Regions from separate parts of the Homo sapiens genome. Here region 2 is linked to region 1. The links are chromatin contacts, found by Hi-C or POLR2A ChIA-PET in ENCODE. All regions are on one chromosome and are shown on one strand. Each heading gives the region's core, a stretch centred on a gene start or an enhancer-like site at or near the end of the contact. The rest is flanking DNA. Distances are from core to core; before and after follow the strand shown. Region 1 overlaps PACS2 (phosphofurin acidic cluster sorting protein 2). Region 2 overlaps MTA1 (metastasis associated 1).

Region 1 (3,889 bases), core at 119-2,618:
CAAGCGATTCTCCTGCCACCTACCTCGGCCTCCCGAAGTGCTGGGATTACAGGCATGAGCCACCACACCCGGCCTTATATTCTCTTTATCATAGATAAGGAATGAAAAACTAGGCTGGGCATGGTGTCCCACGCCTGTAATCCCAGCACTTTGAGAGGCCGAGGCAGGCAGATCATGCAGTCAGGAGTTCGAGACCAGCCTGGCCGACATGGTGAAACCCCGTCTCAACTAAAGATACGAAAAATAGCCGGGCGTGGTGGCACATGCCTGTAATCCCAGCTGCTCGGGAGGCTGAAGCAGGAGAATCGCTTGAACTCGGGAGGTGGAGGTTGCAGTGAGCCAAGACTGCACCAGCCTGGGTGACAAGGAGAGACTCCATCTCAAAAACAAACAAACAAACAAAAAACAAAGAAAAAACAAAGAAAAACTCAACCTAATAAACAAATACAAATCTTCTAATCATTTAAGAATAAACCATAATCAACAGAAGATCTGCAGTAACGCAGGACACTGATGGCAATGATGAGACAAATGCTCTCACCCCAGGGGACAGTGATGAGGGGGCCCATCACCCCAGGGGACAGTGATGAGGGGGGGCCGTCACCCCAGGGGACAGTGATGAGGGGGGGCCATCACCCCAGGGGACAGTGATGAGGGCGCCCGTCTCCCCAGGGGACAGTGACGAGGGGGCCCATCACCCCAGGGGACAGTGATGGGGGGGCCCGTCACCCCAGGGGACAGCGATGGGGGTGCCCGTCTCCCCAGGGGACAGTGATGAGGGGGTGCCCATCACCCCAGGGGACAGTGATTGGGGGGGCCCGTCACCCCAGGGGACAGTGATGGGGGTGCCCGTCTCCCCAGGGGACAGTGATGAGGGGGTGCCCGTCACCCCAGGGGACAGTGATGGGGGGGGCCTGTCACCCCAGGGGACAGTGATGGGGGTGCCCGTCTCCCCAGGGGACAGTGATGGGGGTGCCCGTCTCCCCAGGGGACAGTGATGAGGGGGCCCGTCACCCCAGGGGACAGTGATGAGGGGTGCCCGTCTCCCCAGGGGACACTGATGAGGGGGGCCCATCTCCCCAGGGGACAGTGATGAGGGGGCCCGTCACCCCAGGGGACAGTGATGAGGCGTGCCCGTCTCCCCAGGGGACACTGATGGGGGGGCCCGTCTCCCCAGGGGACAGTGATGGGGGGGCCCGTCTCCCCAGGGAACAGTGATGGGGAGGGCCTGTCTCCCCAGGGTACAGTGATGGGGGTGCCCGTCACCCCAGGGGATAGTGATGGGGGGGCCCGTCACCCCAGGGGACAGGGATGACGGGGCCCGTCGCCCCAGGGGACGGTGATGAGGGGTGCCCGTCTCCCCAGGGGACGGTGATGAGGCGTGCCCGTCTCCCCAGGGGACACTGATGAGGGGGGCCCATCACCCCAGGGGACAGTGATGAGGGGGGCCCGTCTCCCCAGGGGACAGTGATGAGGGGGGCCCGTCTCCCCAGGGGACAGTGATGAGGGTGTCGTCACCACTGGTGAAAGACTCACCTGCAAGGAGAAGGTCAGGGCCAGGTCTGTCTCCACTTGTCCACTGGGGGGCAGCACAATCTCATGGGACCGCAGGATTCGTTTGGAGCCCTGTGATTAAGCAAGACCTGTTCTAGCTCAAAGGACTGCATATCAGCAGGAAACCAGGCAAAGACACCGTGACTCCTGCACTCTAAAACTGGCAGGATTGCAGCCCTGCAGTCTGGGGGTGGTAGGCACAGGCTGGGGTAATTCTCAGAGGTGCCCTGGCATCTTTCCCAAGAACCTTAAAAACATGGAGACCCTTCGGCCCACAGGTTCCACCTCCAGGAATCTGCCCTAAGACATGAGAGAGAAACCAGGAGCGGCTCCTGCTGAAGTTAACGCGATCACAAAACAGATTCCACGGCCAGGTGCAGCAGCACCTGACTGCGCTGCCCAAGTCTGTCTGGCAGAACAAATCTGGAGGCACCAAGCCTCTTCTGGTTTTGGTTTTGAGAGACAGGTCTCGCTGTGTTGCTCAGGCTGGACTTGAGCTCCCGGGCTCAAGCAATCCTCCTGCCTCAGCCTCCTAAGTAGCTCAGCCTTACAGGCATGTGCCTCCATGCTTGGCTTAAAGCATTTTTTTATTTTTTGTTTTTATTTTTTGAGACAGGGTCTCTGTCACCCAGGCTGTGGGGCAGTGGCTCGATCTCAACTCACTACAGCCTTGACCTCCTAGGCTCAGGCAATCCTCCAGCCTCAGCCTCCCTAGCACCTGGGACTACAGGCATGTACCACCACAAAAAAATATACAATAATTTTTGTATTTTGTTAAGAGACAAGGATTAGTCATGTTGCCCAGACTGGTCTCCAACTCCTGAGTTCAAGCAATCCACCCTCCTCGGCCTCCCACAGTGCTGGGATTAGGCATGAGCCACTGCACCTGGCCTAAAGCATTTTCTAAAAAGAAGAATGATCAGGCCTGACTGGTCCTCTCAGAAAGTAAAACATACAGAGATACAATACTTAAAATACGGAGATGCTGTCACAAAAATGAGGGTAGTAGAAGCCTAGATGTAGGTGCAGGAAATGCATGAGCACCTGAAAACACAGTTCATACCCAGTGAGCTTCAGGCCAGCAGGAGACATCACACGCACCTGCTAAATGGATAACGAGTCATTTGCGTGAAAGACAACAGGACCCCAACCGCAAACTTTATATCAAAATAGATTCCTAATGGATTGAACGTGCTTATCGCAGTGCTGTTTTAAATGGGACCATCCCAACAAGGATGAGCTTGGGGACCTCGTGCCCCGAGAAACAAGCAGCCGCTGCGGGGTCCCAGGCACAAGGTTCCCGGAGGCCGGCGCGCGGGACACAGTGGATGAGAGGTGCCAGGTGGCTGGAGGGCGGGCGGGGGTCCAGGACAGACAACGGGAGCCCGGGGCCAGCCCAGGTTCGGGTGGGAGCAGCGGGGCCTCAGGACAGGTGCGGGCGGCCCGCATGGCCGTACTCGGGCTCCATGAGACGTCCATGGCGGACTCTGGTCCTCCCCTTGTGCTGGGGCCTCACGTGCAGCGTGGCAAGAGGCAGCGCGGCTCTCCTCGGCCAGCCCTCCTGTCCCCTCTCCTCTCCCCAGCTGCCCCTGCGTTGTGGTCTGGACTCTCCCTGCTCCTCCCCTTGACCCTTCAGAGATGTTTCCCTGCAAATGTGCTCTGCGTCGGGTCCCTCTTAGCATTCCCCCCTCAGAGGACCTGCAGGGACCCAGCTGTGTCGGGAAAAGGACAGTGTGTGCCACCAGCCAGTGAGGCGAAGGTGCACGCCAGAGAAGGCTGAGGGGCAGGTGGGGCTGCGGGGCCAGGCTGGCTGCTTCCCCCACAGGGGGCCTGGGCGGAGAGGACACCCCAAGAGAAGCAGATGAGGAGCTGGGGTGATCAAGGGAGGCCAAGGGCCACGTGGCTGCTGAGCTGGGGTGGGCAGGGAGGGCATGGGCAGCCAGTCCATGCGCTACACAGAGGGGCTGGAGAGGTGGGGCTCTGAGGGGCCCTGGGGCCAAGCTCTCGGTCAAGACACAGGCTGGGGCAGGACCAGAGACAGGCAGAGGAAGGAATGGGGCCAAGGAACAGGGTCAGTGTGGGGTGGGGCCCCATGCCAGAGGTTAGAGGTCAACAGCACCAGACTCAGAAGTCAGTGAGGGGTCGACTCTTGCCTTCATGCCTTTCTGCATTGCTCTGAAGACCCAATGAGACCCTGACCCCTGCCCCCCAAGCCAAGAGGTCCAGACACAGCCTCACGGCCTGGTGGCAATGGCCCACAGAGAGCTCCCTGTTCCCCAGGGACGACCCGCAGCCAGACTGCAGCAGGTACTGGGCACCCTGGGCATGGCCACAC
Region 2 (3,450 bases), core at 1-2,500, 96 kb before region 1:
GCAGACGCACACTGCCAGACCAAGGCCCACCCCACCAGCCCCACCTGGCGCCAGCACGCAGGAGGCCCAGTCCTGGGAGGCGTGCCTCCTCCTGCTGCCGGACACTGTCCCACTGCCCCACCCTATGGCGGCCCGGCGGCTCCTTGGCAGGTACCCCTGCAGACACTCTGGTGCCCACGTGCCCTTTAAGTCCAGGCACCCTAAAGGCCCAGACTCCCCAGGGCATGAAGATGGAAGGAGGAGGGAGAACAAGGTCCGGGCCAGCCCCAGAAGCAGCAGGCAAGAGCAAGAGGAGCGGGGGAGTCGGCGGCTGCCAAGAGCCCAGGCCAGGAGGGCGAGGGGCAGCCGCCCTCTGTCCGTCCCCATCTCGTGGCCAGACAGCCCCATACAGCCCACCACAGACCTCCCACACCAGCAGGTCACCCTCAGGCCGGGGCCGCACCAAGCCTGGGCCGTGGGCCGGACACAAGGGAGGGCCCCTCCTCAGCCGGGCCGGCCGGGCGCAGGGCACAGGCATGCAGGCGGCCCGCCCAAACTCTGTCCCTCAGCGGCGCTGCCGCCCCCAGCCCAGGGACACAGACAGGAGGACGCCCTCCTTGCGGAGGCCGGCTCTTACCTTCCTCGCCGTTGTCCGCCCCCGGTCCGGCCTTATAGCAGACTGACAGGGCTATATAACAGACAGACAGCACCCGGCAGCACGGTCAGCACAGGGTGGCGGCCTGCTCCCTGCCCAGGGCCCGGACCGAGGGCTGTGCCGCCAGGGGGCAGGGCAGAACGGGGGCCGCAGGCCTCCCGGTGGGGCGTGAAGACCACCCGGTTGAAGATCATCTGGGCCTCGACGTCCCCCCACTCTGGCTGCCCATCCACCCAGTGCCAAGCCTCTTTGGGAAGAGCCCAGACAAGCCTGGCTGTGGAGGGCCCCTGTCCAGAGGCCACCCCTGCCCCCACTCCACTGGGGCTTCCCAGAACAGGCTGTCCAGATGAGACCGGGGCCGGGCACCGGCCAGCAGCATGGGGATTCCTGCCCTGTGCTAGGAACCCAAGTAGGGTTCTTATAACACCCAAAATGGGGGCGTGCAGTGGTGCTCCCCACCGCCCCTCGCACGCTCAGCACCGGCCGCCAGTGGGCCACTCATCCCGCTCAGCGCCCTGCCGGCTCTCTGAGCCCAAGGTCCCCAGATGGGACCACAGCCAGCCGGGCTGCTCGCTCTCTGCGGCCCCCTTGTGGTGCCTGCAGGAAGTCCTGGCTCCTCTGGGCCCTCCCAGGCGCCAACAGCTAAGACTGAGGCTGGGAGCAGCCATGCTGGGCCTGTTCTGGGCCGGCCCTATCTGGGCCTCAAAAGCCTGGGGTGTCTGGCGGCTGAGCCTCACCTCCTCCCGGTCCATAGAACAGGGCAGGGCCGACCAGGACAGCCCCAGTCCTCTCATCCCAGGCCAACACATCTCACTCGCTCCCACTTCTGGGGACCCACGAGCAAACTGCACCCTGAACTCAGACATCACCAGGGCCCAGAGGCCCACACACCAGCCCCAGACCAGAGGCTGGCTTTTGTTCACGCCCGCCCTATGCCAGGCCCCATCCGAGCACTGACCCAGCCTGGACAGGAGCCCACAGCGGCTCCGAAACTCCCATTTCACCAGCGTCCCGGTCAGCAGAACAGGGCTCTGTGGTGCAGCCTGTCGGAGATGCGGGCGAGGTGGGCCTACAGCTCCTCAGAAGACCCTCAACAGGCAGAAACACCCAGGCAGGAGGTGGGGCTGGCTAGTGTACCCTGCACCCCTCACACTCTGAACCCTCCCTCAGACCCTGGATACACCCCTAAGCGTGAGGCCCAGGCTGTGCCCTCACTCCCACTCTTGGCTGTGGTCTCCAGGGCCCCCACGCCCTCCTCTGAGGAGGGACGTTCCCCTCTCCCTGTCATTCTGTCCTGAGAAAGGCTTCATGCTCACAGCCCTGCCGGGGGGAGGGCTTCTCTGCCACAGGGGCCACAGTGCAGCCTGGCGGGTGTCTACCCTCCACCCTGAGGCCTGCACTGTGGGCTGGACGCCCCAGCAGGGGCTGGGTGGAGGCAGTGACGTGGGAGAGCCAGAGGCCTCCCAGAGTGTCCTCACACCTGTCCCTGGGATCAGCTGGGGGCCTCACCCTGGCTGCCATGAGCTCACAGAGAAGCAGGAGAAACGGAGATTGACACAACCCCGGGGGGTGTGGGCCCTGCAGAATCACCGCAAGGCCCAGCCGCCAGGCAAGAGTGGGGCCGCGCTCTGAGTCCCTGGACCAGCGGCAGACCCATCACCCATGACGCCTGCTCCCTGCAGCTGGGCTCTCAGTTCATAGGAACGCCCTGCAGAGGGGCCGCCACGCAGCTTTCCAGGGAGCACCGTCCAAAGGGGCTGTGCTGTGTACCTGGGGGGGCCAGTGCTCGAGCTGGGACACTGCTCTCCACCCAGTCCTATCAGCCCCAACGAGGCCCTTCTGGAAAACCTGCCCTCTGATACCTCTAATCACGTTATGTCTGGAGTCCCCTTCTGGGGCTCTTCCAGCAAAAGGCCATCCTCTGGGGCGTCTGAGAGCAGAACCTCAGCCAAGGGGGCCACAGTACCCTCAAAAACCACTAAACCACTGATACAGGCTCTCTGGAGCAGGGACACTGTGCCCCCAGGTGCCAGAGGACAGAGACAGGATCCACCCTGGGCCAGCCATAAACATGCCCAACTCAACGGTGGCGCCTGACTCCCCAGGCCACACAGACTGGCAGGGCCACACTGCGGCCGCTCAGCCTGGGCACTGCTTCTCCAGCGGGCCAGCCCGCTCCCCACCACTGCTTCTCCAGCGAGCCAGGCCGCTCCCCACCACTGCTTCTCCAGCGGGCCAGCCCTGCAGAGTCGACATAGGCCAGCCTCCAACACTAAGAACCGCCAGCCGTGCTGCTGACTGGCACCCAGCACCTGCAGGGCCAAGGGCCACACCAAACACCCCTCCAGAATGTGTAGCCTGTGGACCTTCAACATCCCCAGCTCTCCTCCTTGGTGCCTGGAGCCCGCCGAGTGCAGCAGTGGAGTACACAGGCTTTGGGGTCAGAGGTCAAGGATCACCATGCCCCACCTTGAACGCTCCCCTCCTCTGAGCAGAGAGCTAGGAGGTCCAGTTCCTCACAAAGCCAGAGAAAGCCCATGGTCAACTGGCAGCTCCCTTTGGGCCAGCCACAGGCCCCACAGCCCAGTGTCCAGAGTGGACCCAGGCTCGGGGGCCCGGCCCAGCTGCACTGACCCAGGGCAGCTCACGTCCGCATCCACTGGTTGCTGAGGAAAGGTCCCAGCTGTCCGGTGGGCAAGGCAGTGGGGTTAAGGGACACCTTCCTTCCACAAGCGCCTGCCCTGGCCGACTCCCAGCAAAGGCTCAGGAACAAGGCATCGGTGGCAGGATGGTCTGTCCTGTCCCTAAGCCCCTCC

Evidence for each region. A loop is a pair of places that touch in the nucleus more often than their neighbours do. ChIA-PET counts read pairs that join two places held with the same protein, here RNA polymerase II (POLR2A). Pooled maps may share reads with other maps.
Region 2: a loop to region 1 is called in a pooled map, with 2.4 times the contacts of the local background. The contact joins two enhancer-like sites. A Hi-C loop is called at or near these places in 3 of 168 maps with a recorded cell type or tissue (colonic mucosa, endothelial cell of hepatic sinusoid and tibial artery) and 4 of 50 pooled maps. POLR2A ChIA-PET finds 5 or more read pairs at or near these places in 2 of 52 experiments (CD4-positive, alpha-beta T cell and WTC11).

Annotation. Positions count from the first base shown.
Region 1 is chr14:105,350,115-105,354,003 of GRCh38, reverse strand. It overlaps PACS2 (phosphofurin acidic cluster sorting protein 2), which reads right to left. Exons shown (of 25, transcript NM_001100913.3): 3 at 1,537-1,626. Among named protein-coding and RNA genes, the nearest start is that of PACS2, 37 kb to the right of the region's middle. RefSeq lists an enhancer at 752-1,281. Within about 2 kb of position 1,368, at least 3 of the 41 ENCODE cell types and tissues checked have a DNase peak (open chromatin) inside an H3K27ac peak, as active enhancers do.
Region 2 is chr14:105,446,576-105,450,025 of GRCh38, reverse strand. MTA1 (metastasis associated 1) reads right to left here. Exons shown (of 21, transcript NM_004689.4): 4 at 617-667. Among named protein-coding and RNA genes, the nearest start is that of CRIP2, 27 kb to the left of the region's middle. RefSeq lists a silencer at 1,001-1,140. Within about 2 kb of position 1,250, at least 5 of the 41 ENCODE cell types and tissues checked have a DNase peak (open chromatin) inside an H3K27ac peak, as active enhancers do.